Regions from separate parts of the Homo sapiens genome. Here region 1 is linked to region 2. Evidence: chromatin loops called from intact Hi-C (ENCODE). Cell type or tissue: GM12878. All regions are shown on one strand.

Evidence for each region. Peaks named below come from ENCODE experiments on the same cell type or tissue, not always from the same donor. Only the 100,000 strongest peaks of a DNase experiment are listed, where the experiment ranks them.
Region 1: a loop joins it to region 2, with 6 times the contacts of the local background. A loop is called at or near these places in 2 of 110 quality-filtered maps.

Annotation. Positions count from the first base shown.
Region 1 is chr11:116,069,688-116,077,687 of GRCh38, reverse strand. All of the region lies in intron 2 of LOC105369513 (a long non-coding RNA gene), which reads left to right. Among named protein-coding and RNA genes, the nearest start is that of LINC02703, 150 kb to the right of the region's middle. RefSeq lists enhancers at 3,227-3,276, 3,407-3,526. In GM12878, CTCF peaks have their summits at 3,786 and 4,725 (motif pointing right); DNase peaks (open chromatin) are centred at 3,007 and 3,647; H3K4me3 peaks cover 290 bases; H3K27ac peaks cover 2,197 bases.
Region 2 is chr11:115,869,708-115,877,707 of GRCh38, reverse strand. All of the region lies in intron 2 of LINC02698 (long intergenic non-protein coding RNA 2698), which reads right to left. Among named protein-coding and RNA genes, the nearest start is that of LINC02703, 46 kb to the left of the region's middle. RefSeq lists a silencer at 7,607-7,656. In GM12878, a CTCF peak has its summit at 7,732; DNase peaks (open chromatin) are centred at 2,667, 3,807 and 7,717; H3K27ac peaks cover 3,179 bases.

The DNA of each region.
Region 1 (8,000 bases), 200 kb before region 2:
AAAGCATTGCAGATCCTGTTGCAATTCACTGCCTGCCATTCTCCACTCTCATTTTCTTTTTTGAGCTCTTTAGTGGTGAACTTTTCTTTTGTGACTTTACATTTCACTTTTTAAATTAGCCAGTGCTGAAGTTAACTTAATTTTTGCCGTAAAGTTCTATGAGTCTTAACACGCATAGGATGTATATACTGCCATCACAATCAGAACATGAAACAATTCCATCACCCCCCAGACTCCCTGGTGCTGTCCCTTTGTAGTGACACTGTGCCCCCCTTCCCTAGCCCCTAACATGCACTGATCTGCTCTCCACCACTATAGCTTTCTTTTAAAAATGTGATAGAAATGGAATCATACAGTATGTAACCTCTGAGAGTCCTCCAGCTATTGCATACGTCAGCAGTTTCTCTTTTTTATGGCTGAGTAGTATTCCATCGCATGAATGAAACATGCAATGAAATACTATTTTGTTTATCCACTGTCTTGTTGGCATGGCCCCTTTGTCTCCTGACATTTGTACATGTTGTTCCTTCTTCCAGGGATATTCCCTATCTCCTCCTCTTTGCCTACCAAATGTATTGTCTCTGTTCAGAGATCAGTTTGTATGCCTCTTCCCCAGGAACATCCCTCAGACTCTAGACAGAATTAAGTCCTCCATACTAGGTGCTCCTACTCACTCAGTTTCTTTCTTGAACCACATCCTCACACTTCAGGGTAGGTTTTGGTTAAATTGCCTGTCTTCTCCACCATTCTGTGAGTACCATGAGGGCAAATGTGCTGTTCCCTGCTATGTTTCCATCACCTGGCAAGTCCCAACATATACTTGTTGAATTAATGAACATTATTTGCTTTCGTATCCTAGGACCTAGTATTGTAGTAAACATTCAGCAAATCACAATGCATGTCTGACGAATTAATAAAGAAATGTCTTTGGTGTCCATCTCTTAATTGATACATACATTCATTTGTTTTGTTTACACTGATCAGACCACTTTGTCAATCTTTCTGTATATTCTGAGCCACCGCTTTTTTTTTTTTTTTACAGAGTTGCAAAAACAAATTGAGATAGCTTGTAATAATGACATACTACAATAAGATACAAATAGAGATTGATGATTGGGATGAAGCGAAATAAAGGAGGAACAAGAATAGGAGACCTTAGCTAGAACACAGAAATTCATGTCATAAAGTCTGAGCTTCCTAGCAACCAAAGACAAAGGGGAAGCCATCAGTAGCAAATTTGGCATTGTCTATTAGTGAAAATTATACCAGTTTCTCTGGAGAAGCTGAAGCTAAGGGAAGTTGCCCATGTGGAACTTCAAAAAGGGACATCTAGATCTAATAGGCAATTTTTAAAGTGCCATTTTGACATTAAATGTAATAGCTAGACTCGTGGCTTTCCTTGAAGGATTTCTTCAGTGCAAACTTAAATCAGTATGCCTAAACACAAGTTAGGAAATCTGCTTCCACAAGGAGCGAAAACCATTTGGTCCAAATATACAGCACTGATCGTCGGGCTTGATCCAGAGATAAAATCGAGTGTACCTATAGGAGTAGATGGGCTACATGTCCTTCAGATAATCCTCCATGAATAATATTTCTTGCACCTGGGCTTTTCAGACAGCCAGCAGCTGAAAATTGGAGTTTGTTTCCCAGTGAGGGTATAGAGGATCCTCTTGTGACATCAAGCCTCTTAACCCAGGCTGTTGCCTGAGCCGATTGCCATTTCCCTGGGTCTGCTGAGTCACCAACATAATCATTTAAGGTCATAGAAGAGAAACTGAGGTCTCCCCTTTCCACTTCCACACCCCAGGTATATGCATTATCAAGAATTTGGTAATGTGTGTAATGTATATACCTGGGGCGTGGAAGAATTTGGTTCAGTGTTAGGAGAATTTGGACAACAGAACTTTAGGAGAATCCCAGATCCTGAGATTAAACATGTCGAAGACAATGCATCAGCTAATATTTGGATACAGAATGTTCCCATTTACACAGTTTTTTCATTGGTGTTCACAAATGCAGGGCAGGAGGTAGGCTGCGCAAGGCTTACCATCCCTCCCATTGTACGGGTGACAAACAGATACTTAGGAGGGTAAATGAGTCTCTCAGCATAATGTGTCAGAACTGAGACACTAGTTTCCCTGGACTCAAATCCTGTGTTCTTTGCACTTCCCATTTAAAATATTAACATACTAGAATACTACATGCTAATGTAGTATAATGATTTCCTAGAACAGTAACAGGGAGAGGTGACTTTTATCTTTAGATCAAGAATAAGGAGTTTCCAACTATAATAAAAGGGATTTGGATTAGGCATTAGAAAGATATCTTCCTGGCCACTCTCCATTTACATCTCCATCCTACCTTAAATCTCTATCAGGGAGAGATGTGAGTCATAAGAACAGGCCACTGAGGGAGATTAAAATTTTCCCACTTATAACCTTTAAAAATGTGGGTACTGCTCTTGATCAGGAAACAATTTTGGGGTTGTCCTATTTAGAGACACCCATATCTCCCTTGAGCTTTCTTTTGCCTTCCTTCCTATCCTCCATAGCCAAGCCTGGGCATCAATCTGGGGCACCTGCCAGTCATTTATCTATCCACTCAGCAATATGTGTTGTGCTGGACCATAACTATATCAAAGTCTCAGTAGGAGATATGTTTCCCTTCAGACAGTCCAGATAAAGGGGCTCCAAGGAAGGAACTAGTTACAAAGGTATGAGCAGGCTAAGGGACCAAAAAGGCATGGCAAAGGATCAGAAACCTGCAATATCAAGACAGCCAGGGGAAATGGAGCTACTGGAGCCCATGAGCACTGGAATCATGGAAGAGAGGCTGTTTGGCAAGAGCTGTAGCAGCTGTAGCTGTAGAAGGACCCTCCTGCCAGATCCACAGTGTCAAAGCAGGGAAGGAGTGGCCTCTGATGCTCACACTGGACACACCCAACAAGGAACCAGTCATCAAGAGAGCGTGGGAGGTGCAATTGGCAGAGGTCAGCCTCCTGGGGCCACAGCAGGTTGCAGAAGAGTGGAGCATGGACTGGAGGGGGCAGAGGGCAAATGGAGAATAGACAGCTCAGTAGGAACCAAAGCCACACAGTCCCCGCCCTCCTCTAGCTTTCATTCTAATGAGGCAGCCAGATAATAGATATTTACACACAAAGGGTGTGTTGCAATAACAGCAGTGATGCATGCTATGAAGAAAAACAGAGCAGCGAGAGCTGGAAGTGGGAAGGGGAGCTATTTTAGATGCAACGGTCAAGGAGGCCTCTGAGGAGGTGATATTGTGCAGAGAACTGAATGATGTGAGGGACTGGTAGTCAGATTCCAGCGAGGCGAGATAATCTCATTAGGGAAAAGTGAGGGGGATAAAGTGAAGGCTGGCTCTGCAGAGTGTCCCCCACCCCCACAGCTGAGGGCAGAGCCTGGACCCACTCATATCTCCCAGCCCCAATGCGTGATGCAGAAACTCTAGAAGAGGACAAAGGGAGAAATGCCACCAAAGGTGTGCCCGACATCACTGGTGACGAGCGTGAGAGAGCCCAGAGCTCCCATCTCAGTTGGCTTGGCTCACACGCTGCACGCACAGCTCCCCACACAACCATAGCAACAGATTCATTCTGAATGAGGCGGAAGCATGTCAGTGCTGTGCGGGGGTTTCAGAGCTTACTCAGCGAGAGACAAGTGTGGGGAAGGAAGGCCGCTGTTACCAATTGCTAGGCAGTGACCCAGAAAATGCTTCAGACTCCCGTGGCTGCTCCCCAAGAGTTGGAAGAGAGTGGCAGCTGGTGGACAGGTGGTGGAGCACCCACACTCAGCGATGGTTGTTCTCCACAGTGGTCTGGGGCTCAGGAGTGGGCTATAAATGGCATTGTGAGGGACTCACACCCACCTCCCCCTAACTCAGAGACAGTTTCTCTCTTTCTCTCTCTCTCTCTCTCTCTCTCTCTCTCTCACACACACACACACACACACATACCCCTAGAAGTGCAGGATTCCATAAGAGCATGTAGCAGAAACACAAAACAAGTACATAGTGGTTCCAGGAAGGCTTCCTGGAAGAAGTGGCATGTAAGCTGAGACCAGAAAGCAGATGAGTTAGCTGAGCAAAGAGAAGGTGCAGAAACATTCCAGGCAGAGGGAACAATGTGTAGAGGCTCAGAAATGAGAGAGAGAGCAAGCTGGCCCAGGATTGGGAACCAACAGAAGTTCAGAATGGCTAGAACAGAAAGTGGGAGAGATTCTGGAACAGATGCGGCTGGTGGGGGGTCATCCACATTCTCCTTCTGGTCCCTCCTGTGAGTCCTCGGCTGCGAAGGTGACACTCTTATTTCCAGAGCAGTGTACAGTTTGCAAAGCGCTTCTGTGTCTATTTTTCATCAGTTTCTTTGTCACACTCATGATGGACAGCAGGGCTGGGACTGTGAACATGGGTGAGAACAAAGGGCTTTGTGACATATGGCAACTCGTTCAAAGGCACACAGCTAAGGGTCAGCAGCAACACACTGCACTCCTGACTCCTGCTCTGATACTTGCCTCACTGGAACCGTCATCCCCTCTCATGTGGCAAATGCAGCTGGGTATGTGGTCAGTGCAACCTGTACTTCTACAGCCACCAGCCTGCAGGCTGGACCCCATTAGAGTGAGGAACGGAACCCCTGCTAGCCAGCCTCAGGTACATGCTCTGGGCATGCGCATGCGTGAGTGTGAGCATACTCAGCCTCCAGGGGGCCCCGCCTGGCACTAGATTCTGTTGTTGAAGCTTTGGTTTCTGAGTCCCATCCTGCTCCCCAACTTGGGCCAAGGGGTCCCTGGACAGAACCTCCAGCACTGTTTCCAAGGCACTTTTTCTCCTCCTAAGACGAGGCTGCAAATCCTCTAGTCTTAGCGTTTTGTTTGGTTGTGGCTTTGCTCTCTGGCATTTTCCACGTCACCCAACTGCCTTTCATGCCTCACTTCCGCGTGGTTGTTTCGCGCCTGCATCTTTTCTATCATGTTCCTTCTCCCTTTGTTCTGGGGCTTCTGTGATCTGCCCTGAGTGCTCCATCCTTTTGCAGGCTCTGCCTACTTTCCCTCCCTCCTGTGCTAGACTGCCCGGCCTCTCTCTTCCTCCTCCTCCTTCCTCTCCATCTCCATCCCCTCTGGGCCAGCCATCCTCCTATTTCTACAGCAATACCTCCCTAGAGAGAGATGCCCCAGACCCTAGAAGAGCTGGCCTGGGGGGCTTGAACTTGCTTCCCAGAACTGTGCTTCGGGGAGTCCAGTGGATGAGGAGGCATCACGACTCCACTGCCTTTGAACGGGAGGGGAGGAGAAGGGAGGCGCACACAGACTGAAGGAAAGAGCAGCTATTAGTCACCAGGAGGAGAGAAAGAAAAGGAATTGGTCCAGCAGCAGGGGGTCCAACAAAGCTCACACAGCCCAAATCAGCCCTGAATTTAATAAGGGGATGGGAATTAGAAGCAGACAGGGAAAGGCATTGCTGCTGGCCCAGCTTCTCCCCTCCTGCAGCCCAAGGGGAGGAAAAAAGGTGAGCCTGCAGGCACCTGGGGTAGATACCTCTTTGTGTCTTTGAAAGCTGAGGGGAAGAATAACGGGAGGCAGAGAGAACAGATAGAGGCAGGAGAGAAAGGGACAAATAGCTGCTCGCATTACTTCTGTGCTTTATAGGGGCTTCAAACATCCCATATGCATCCCCGTGAAACAGCACAGAATGCAGCGTCCTTTGTAGCTGAGTGCTTTTCCTTCTGCCCAATTATTTCCCTTTAACATAGTTCGGTGACAGGAACAAATATTTGGATAAATTCAATAATAGTGGTTGCCACCTCTAGGTATCAGGCCCTAGGTAGGTGCCAGGGATCAGCAATGAATAATGCATGGTTCATGCCCTGAAGATGGGCACAGTCTAGAAAGAGACAAAGACAGTTACAGTAACAATTCAATCCGGTTGACCATACATGCAAAGTCCTGTGGTGACCCAGCTCTGCCTAGAGGGTTAGGAACACTTCACAGAACGTGGACTCTAAGCCAAGACTCAGAAAACAAGGGAGAGTTAGGCAACCAGGTAGAGAAAGGGTAATCCCAGCAGTCGGAAGAAAATTGCTCAAAACCTTGGAGCCATCATGGGTCTGGTGTGTTTGGGGAATGTAGGGGCACGTCGGAGCAAGAAAGAACAAGCCAGGGGAAGCTAGCAGCTGATTGCCCTTGGGGGCTCTGGTGGATAAGTCGCAGTGGGATGGGAAGTTCAAGAGGCTCCTGGAATTCAGGGATAAAGGATAAAGGAGTCACCACCCATCTTCCTATATGACTCCCAATGTGACTAAGCCATGCTTCTCAGTGAAGGTTCCAAAAAGGGCGTGGGGACCAGGACCTTTGTTTAAGACGTCTTAAAGGAGTCTGGGTTTTTGTTGGCCTGGCTTTTGGGGGAGGTGGCAGGTGTTATGCATCTCCATGTAATAGTACCCTCCTCTCTGCTTTTGCTTCCAGTCATGAAGATCTTCATTAACTCTCCCCCTCCAACTCCCCCGCCCCAACACACACACGCTCCTTGGAATATGTTCATTTCCACTCATCTATAATGGCCTCAGGCCAGAGTTTATTTGTTCTCTTCCACCCGCCCCACCCTCATTCTGTGGCAGAAATGAGAATAGAGCCCTGAGGAAGCCCAAGGAAAAATAGTACAAAAAACCTTCAGAAGGGGTTTTCTTATAATGAGCATAATTTGGAAAGCAAATTGGAAAACTGTATCAAGAGTGTGCTTAAAATCCCTATTGGCTCCCTACTACCTTAAAGGTAGAATGCAAACTCATGGCACGGTCCGCAGGTGGGCCACCTCCTGCTCAGCCTTGTCTCCATCAGCCTTATCTCCTGTCATCAGCCTCTCCAGACCCTCTCTGCAGGCACGTCTATGCCCTGATACGATCAAGCCACCAGCAATTCCTGGAATACCCCATATTTTCTACTGCTGTCATGACTTAGATCTTGCTATTTTCTCTGTCTGGAATTTCCTTCTCCACCATGCCCTCCAGATTGACATTTCCTGCATTTGCAGGGCAAGTAGATCCTGTTCTGGAATGGCTTGCTCAACCATGTGCCTCTTGCTTGGCTCAGTGAGAATCATTTCCCTGGGACCCCAGTAGCCCCCCTTACCACAACTGGAATATTTATGAACTGTGTAGTTTATGTGTCTGTGTTGCCGCCAGACTGTGAACCTTCTGACGGCAGAGACTAACTCTTCCATCTTTGTACCCCCCGTGCTTAGCGCAGTCTCTGGCCTGGAGTAGGTTTTCAAAAAATGTTTGGTGAAAGCATGGATGAGTCATAAACATTATTCTATCCCTCCACCTAGTAATTTCAATTCGAGATATTTATTATTAGGAAATATTACAGAAGAAGGAAAAAGAAGCACGTGCATAGCTATTCATTGCAGGATTATCTTCATTAGTAGAAAACTAGAAGCATCTAAATGCCAACACTAGGGGAACTGTTAAGTGAGTTACAGACTATTGCATTGCCATTACAAAGAATAACTGTTGAGACTAGTAACAATGTAGAAAATGTTTCCCACACAGTCTATGGTTTTAAAAAATGGGATATAAATGGTATGTTCACTCTGATTATAATTATGTAAAAGTAAGAGCAAGGACTAAAAGATAATATACAAAAAAATGAGTTGTTGGTCTGGGCTTAACCCACTATTTTTTTCCTTCTTAAACATTCTTAAAAATTCATTTTGATGCTGTTATAATAATATTTGTATGGAAAAATAATATTGATACTCGGGGAAACACCCACGTATTTATATGCATATTTATATGCATGAGCCATGCAATCCAGTCTCTGTCTTTAAGAGATTTTGACAAATATATTGTCCTTTTGTACAACAGCCTTAAAAACCCATAGATTGCCCTCAAATGCTCTGGCTTCTCCCATTATGACCCTGTGAACCATAATATATTCAAAATTCTTCAAGCTGTTTGTGTTTTCAGCTCACGATGACAT
Region 2 (8,000 bases):
AGACCTAAAACCATAAAAACCCTAGAAGAAAACCTAGGCAATACCATTCAGGACATAGGCATGGGCAAGGACTTCATGTCTAAAACACCAAAAGCAATGGCAACAAAAGCCAAAATTGACAAATGGGGTCTAATTAAACTAAAGAGCTTCTGCACAGCAAAAGAAACCACCATCAGAGTGAACAGGCAACCTGCAGAATGGGAGAAAATTTTTGCAACCTACTCATCTGACAGAGGGCTAATATCCAGAATCTACAATGAACTCAAACAAATTTACAGGAAAAAAACAAACAACCCCATCAAAAAGTGGGCAAAGGATATGAACAGACACTTCTCAAAAGAAGACATATATGCAGCCAAAAAACACATGAAAAAATGCTCATCATCACTGGCCATCAGAGAAATGCAAATCAAAACCACAATGAGATACCATCTCACACCAGTTAGAATGGCGATCATTAAAAAGTCAGGAAACAACAGGTGCTTGAGAGGATGTGGAGAAATAGGAACACTTTTACACTGTTGGTGGGACTGTAAACTAGTTCAATCATTGTGGAAGTCAGTGTGGCGATTCCTCAGGGATCTAGAAGTAGAAATACCATTTGACCCAGCCATCCCATTACTGGGTATATACCCAAAGGACTATAAATCCTGCTGCTATAAAGATACATGCACATGTATGTTTATTGCGGCACTATTCACAACAGCAAAGACTTGGAACCAACCTAAATGTCCAACAGTGATAGCCTGGATTAAGAAAATGTGGCACATATACACCATGGAATACTATGCAGCCATAAAAAATGATGAGTTCATGTCCTTTGTAGGGACATGGATGAAGCTGGAAACCATCATTCTCAGCAAACTATCACAAGGACAAAAAACCAAACACCGCATGTTCTCACTCATAGGTGGGAATTGAACAATGAGAACACATGGACACAGGAAGGGGAACATAACACACCGGGGACTGTTGTGGGGTGGGGTGAGTGGGGAGGGATAGCACTGGGAGATATACCTAATGCTAAATGATGAGTTGATGGGTGCAGCACACCAACATGGCACATGTATACATATGCAACAAATCTGCACGTTGTGCACATGTACCCTAAAACTTAAGGTGTAATAATAATAAAAAAAGAGTGTAATTCAAAATATTAAGAGAATATAGAAAACTAATATGATACTCTTGATCGAAGCATGGAAAGCAATTAATAAAACCCAACACCTACTCATGGTAAAAGCTCTAAGTGATATAGAAATGAAAATTATTTTATAAGAAAAAGTTAAAAAGAAACAGCCAACAACAGTCTTAATGAGAAATATTAAAGCTTTTCCTTCAAAGATGAAAACAAGACAAGGATGGACTTCTGTTAGAAAAACATGTACTGGAGCTTCTAGCCAGCACATTAGAGAACAAATAAAAATAAAAATTGTAAAGGGATAGTGAACACTGTCAATATTTACAGATAATATTATATTAAACATAGAAAATCCAAAAGAATATATGATAAATAATCATAATTTAAAAAATTATTGAGAAAGGTTGTTGAAAACAAGGTCAATATGTAAAAACCAAATATAAGTGTATAATACTAGCAAAGAGCTGGAAAATAGATTATTCTTTAGATATTATAACCTAGTCATAATAGCATCAGAAAATATAAAATAGTAATAAATCTGATAAAAGGTATGAAAGACTTCTACACATACATACACCCCCAAAAAACCCTATAAAACATTATTGGAAAAATTAAAAGATCTAAATTCATAAGCATTAAAAACTAAATACTGTGAAAACATCAATTATATCCAAACTGAGCTATATATTCACTTTAATATCAATCAAAATGTCAATAGTTTTTCTTTATTCCTTTTTTCTTTGTGAAATTGAAAATGTATTATTTTAAAATGTACATAAAAGCACAAATGGCCAAGAAGCTAAGACATTCCTTAAAGAAGAACAAAAAGGTAGAAGGATATACCACTAAACTATAATAATTAAGATAGTGTGACATTAGTACAATGATAGTTAAATAGACCAATGAGGTGGAAGAGAGTTTAGAAAATACCATACATGTATGGACATTGGCTTCTGAGACTGTGGAACTGTGGGAATAGGACAATCTTTTCTATAAATAATATTGGAACCCTCGGATACCCATATACAAAAAATAAACTTGACCTTTATACCAGAGCATATACAAAAATTAATTTCAGTTGGTATTCATATCTGAAAGTGAAAGCACTATAAAGATTCTATGTGATAATATAGGATATTATTTCTATGGACTTAGGAGAAAAACAGAAATTATTTAGAAGCACATAAAAGTACTAATCATGAAAGAAAAGGCTGTTAAATTAGACTACACTAAAACTAAGAACTTCAACTTATCAAAAGATACCATGAGTAGAAAAAAAAAACATGTGCTCAGACAGAGAAGTTATTTGCATCCATATAAAGTAAGCAAAGATTCAATCTAAAATATATGAAGAGCTCTTACAAATCAATAAAACACAGACAATTAATTAAAAAGTGGGTGAAAAGGGGACTTCATAAGAAAAGATATTTCAGAGGCCGGTAAACATATGAACGTGATCAACCTTATTAGTAATCAAGGAAATGAAAACTAAAACCACAATGAAACACCACTACACATCTACCAGAGTAACTGAAACTCACAAGATTGGTAATAGCAAGTGTTGGCAAGGTTGCGCAGCCACTGGAGCACTCAGACATTGTTGATGGGACTGTACGTTGGTACAATTACTTGGAAAACAGCTTGGTATTACCTGCTAAACTTAAACTTACATATATTCTATGACCCAGCAGTTTCAATCCCAAGTAAATATCCAGCAGAAATATACACATGTGCACCAAAAGACACGTACAGGCTGGGCAGGGTGGCACACGCCTGTAATCCCAGTAACCTGGGAGGCTGAGGCAGGAGAATTGCTTGAACCCAGGAGGTAGAGGTTGCACTGAGCTGAGATCACACCACTGCACTCCAGCCTAGGCGTGAGACAAAGTGAGACTCCGTCTAAAAAAAAAAAAAAATTGTGCAGGGATGTTGTTCATAGTAACATTATTTATAATAACCCCAAAGTGAAAACAATCCAAATTCTAACAGTGGAATAGACAGATGAATGGGGTATATTTGTACAGTGGTAAAGTATACAGCAATGAAAATAAACTGCTGTATGCAACGATGGGTGACTCTCATGTATATAATAGTGATCAAAATAAGTCAAATACAAAATAATATATAGTATAAGTCTATTTATATAAAGTCCCAAAATAGGCAATATTAATCTATAATCTTAGAAGCCAGAAGAAGAGTAACCTCTGGATAAAAATAAGCCTCCAGAAGTAGAAAGAGAGTAGTGAGGGGGAGGAGGGGACAAGAAGAGAGCATCTTGGATGCTAGAGGTGTTTTATTTCCCAATCTAGGTGACGGCTTCCTAGGTGTCTATTGCATGATAATTTGTGGAACTATGTAGTTTCGTGTTTTGTGTGTATTTCTGTATGAGTGTTATATTTCAATTGAAAAAACGTTTTAAAGAAAAATAAGCATAATGTCCATGATAAACTAGAAATAGTTTAAGCCCTCGGCTGCATAAGTGGATTGAAAAGGAAAGGTCAAAGGAACTTTGTGAAGGGAGGATAAATTAATGAAAACAGGGGTGTACTTCAAATAGCAAATTCACAGTAAATGGAGGTTATTTTTACAAAGTCAACTCTCAACTTCCTTTTTTTCGTTGTCTTCATAAATCATGCAAAGCGGGCTGCCTGCCTTGGCAGTTCCATACTAAAATTGCTCCACATACACATTCATGTGTCCTCCCCTATTTGAAGGTAAACAAGTCTCAGCCAAGACAAAATTGAAAAAGTTTGTAGGGTATTTCTTTTGTCTCCAGTTTCTTTCTGTAGCTTTGGTGTATTTTTTCAAGTTCACTGGGCTTGCAGTCAGAACCTCAGGTACAAGTTCAAACTAAATATCTCTTGTTTCATAGTCACTGGTCCTGGGAATAGTTACTTGACAGCTCTGAGCCTCAGTTTCCTTTTTTGCACAACAGGAAGAATACAAATGCCTGCCTCCCAGAATTGTGAACACTAAGTGACACAAAGCATACACACACACACACACACACACTTCAAACCTCAAGGTGTACACCTGAAAGGGACTGCTCTCCCTCCCCGCCCATCTCCTTGGCAATGCCCATTTCAGGTGTTAACTCTTTTAACCCTCCCCCCTGTATCATAGCAGGGAAGAATCTGATATCAGTAATTTATATTCCAAGGATTGATTGATTATTCTCCAACTGGAGCTCAGCCAGGCATTTGCATTTTATGCCTTTTATTCCTAATTGTGGCATGAAAGTCTTTTTCCCTTGTTAAAAGAATCTGAGACATCAGCAAGAAGGTGGAGAGCTCCAGGGGCAGTGAGGGGAAGCTTGAAATCACATTAGCCAGATTCTGCTGTTCTGAAGGTGAATCTGATTGAGCCCTTTTCAAGTGCCTTTTATTTTGCTGGAGATGGAGTGTAGTCAGAGGGACTGCCCCCGTTAAATGGCCCCTGCTCTGGTAGACTGGGTCAGGGAGAAGGTATGCAGTCATCTGAGGATATTGAAGTCCCAAGCCATGCAGATGATAAAAGAAAGTGAATCCCTCAGCCACTATTTTTAGGACCCAAAGCCTGCCTCACTCCAAGGGAGGGCAGCTACAGTCCTGCCCTCCTACCACCCCTTACACCTCTTCTGGTTTGAATTCAGCTCTATCTTCTCCTCCAATTCTCCTAAACTTCACCTAATCACTGCCACCCCTTCCCTCTGTCCCATGCAACCCCGAGGACTTTCAGCATCATTTTATTTCACTTTTAAAGACTGTTCCTACCTTAATCTCTCTCACCCGGTAGCCTAACGTTTATTCCTAGGCCTCGTTTATAAAGTCTACATTTGGTTATAATATTTCAGAAATATGTTTTTGTAATTTTTCTCCTTGGTTAACAAAGATGTTGCTGTCCTGAATATGTTTAAAAGAAAAAGGAAGTTGAAACAATACAGGAAACTCAAGAGGAACTGGCAGGATGAATTGGTGCAAATTGCTAAGTACACAAGGATGGCGTAAAGGAGCATATTGTCTGACCAGAAAAACCCGACTAGGTAGAGAGAGGGGAACTCTCAAGATCTTGTGTAGTCCACCAAAAAGTGTCTGAAGCTTTGACTTGGATAAATAGGTGCTGGGCTGAAACCAAGGAAGGCAGACTTTCTAAGATGGGATTCAGGTGGCTGCAAAGGGAGTTGTTTGACTCAGCATTGAGAGGCAGAATTTGGGCAGCCAGCAAGAAATGACGGAGTTAACCAGACATCCAACTAAAGGAATACTAGGTGTGAAATAAGGCAGATGAGCTTGTTGAGCCCCTGGTTTCAGAAATGAGGAGATGCACCTGTGATGGATCCATCTAACTATAGCTTGGCCTGAAGAGGAGCTCACACCAGAGAGGTTGTCTCGCACTTGAAGTGGCTGGATGAGCATGGCAGAGCAGTAAGGAGGCAGGGAGGTCCAGAGCCCGCTTCCTCCAAGACTCAAGAGAAAAGACAGGAGAAGCCCAATCCTCTGTGAGGTGTGAAATGTGGAGTGAAATATACAGGGCACTGTCAACTTTGTTGTTGGAGGAGGTGGCTGTTTATTGCTTTAATGGGAAAGTGTAGCAGATCTAGTCATCTCAGAACTGTTCCTACAAATTCACATTTTTCTCTACAACCCACAGAATCTCTCTCCTTTCTCTTTTCTGCCCTTTATAATACACACCTGACCTCTCAGGTCCCACCTTCTGGTTCAGGCCTCCTCCCCTTCAGAATATAAGAAGTAGAGGCATCTTTTCCAAGTCATCATGTTGGATGAAAATGGCTTCTTGCTACATTCACATTAAAACTTGAAAATGGAAAAGAAAAAGAGAGGGGGAAAAAGTAGCTAAATAGCAATGTTCGCTCAGCATGATTTTGCTTTAATCCAAGCCTGTGAGCTTACCAGGGCTCAGAATAAACGAAAGCAGATGCGTCCATCACACCAGCAGATATATTACTACTAATCCGAGACAAGATGACAAAAACACATCACGCCTGGACCCCACACTGTTTCCATCTTAATCCGCCTCTAATTGCACTGGGCATGCTGCCTGCACACCTCTGTCCTCTGATGCTCCTCTGGTTCCACTTGCATCCTGGAGTTGGCCAGCGCCAAAGGGGCCCTTTTTGCTGGAGCAGAGGTGGCATCTGGGGTTTGTGTGTGTCTTGGAGAACAGGATGATGCAGCTAGTGTGGCAAGAAGAGGACTCAGCCAAGGGCCAAGAGGTGTGGTTCAGCAGCAGGAGAGGGTTAGACGAGACAGTTTATGTGAAAGTACCTAAAGCAACTCTTGACACATAGCAAAACTCAGTAAATGCTACCTTCTCCAAATAGGAGCTACCATTATTCACTGCCTACTGTGCGTCATGCACATTTTCTAATTAAAAAATATGTAAGTAATGCTTGCTAACTGTAAAAAAAAAAAAAGTCTAACACTAGAGAAGTTTATAATCAAAGAGTAAAAATTTCCTGGTTTTGCACACCTTCCCCCCAATGCCACTCCTCAGGGATAATCACTGTGAAAAAAAAAAATGTATATATATATATATAAATATACACACACACAGAGATATACACATACATACACGCGAACACACTTTGACATATATAGATGTATAAAAATATACAAATATATATTTTAACAGTCTAGGTGTATTATATAGTAAATAATATTAATGTGTAATATATATTCTATATAAGTTTATAACTGTGCTTGTGCATATGTATATGTATATACACACATGTATATGTGTATACATGCATGTGTGTTTTTATATATTGCTTTCATACTATATATACTACGCTGCAACTTTTTCAAAATTTAATGTTGAGGGGCTTCAAGGTGGCTGACTAGAGGCATCTGGTAAACGCCTTTTCCACAAAGAAGAACCAAATAGTGAGTAGATAATCACACTTCAAATAGATCATCAAAGAGAGAGCACTGGAATTCAATATAGAAGTAACAGAAAACACTTAAAGCACGGAAAAGAGAGGGAAGCAAGGCAGACTGCTCAGTAGGATTGGCTGAGAGCCTGGAGAGGCTCTCTAATGCAGGGAAAGAGTAAGCAAGTGACCTCCAGTGATGTACATTCCAACCATGGACTCCTGCATCTTAGCTACAGGAAAACTCCTAGACCCTCGCAATCCCTGTGACTAACATAGGAAGCTGCCTAAAGACCATGTGAAGGTATTGCTCCGGAGAGGGAGCTCATACTAGGGCTCACCCTTTCCCTCATGAAGCCATAAGCAGCTACAGCAAGGTTCCATATTAAAAGCCCAGCCCCCGCAACACTGCATCCCGTCCAGGGGCCCAGTAGCCCCTGCATTTCCACATCTCTGGAGCCCAACTTATATTCCTTACCTGCAGCCACTGCTGCAGCTGGCTGCTGCCTCCAGAGCTAAAGCACTAGCCATTGGCAAAGATCCTGCTGCCACCAGCAGCAAAGTTTCCATGCATTTTCACATGCCTCAAAGACAAACTCCCCCACTTGCAGCAGCTGCTGCTGCAGGCTATAGCAGCTGGGGCCAAAGCATAAATAAAGTGCATATTTCCCAGCTGCCGGCATATGATTGCTGCCGCTGAAAGCAACACTGCCCTCACCAGTAGCAGGGCTGCAGTGCAGCTGCTGCCACACCCACCTAAACATTTTGCCTTGGGCCTGGGGATGACCTCACCCTGGCCTACCACAGACAGCATCTGCATGTACCACCAGTGGTCCTGATGACAGATTTACCTGGCCTGGTTCCATTTTTTCAGTGCCCAAATATGCCATCCAGGGGCCTGGGGACTACCCAGCCTGATCCACCATCCTTGGCACCTGAGCAGTCTTTCTGGGGGTCTGAGGGTGGGATCACCTAGCCTTCTGCTACCAC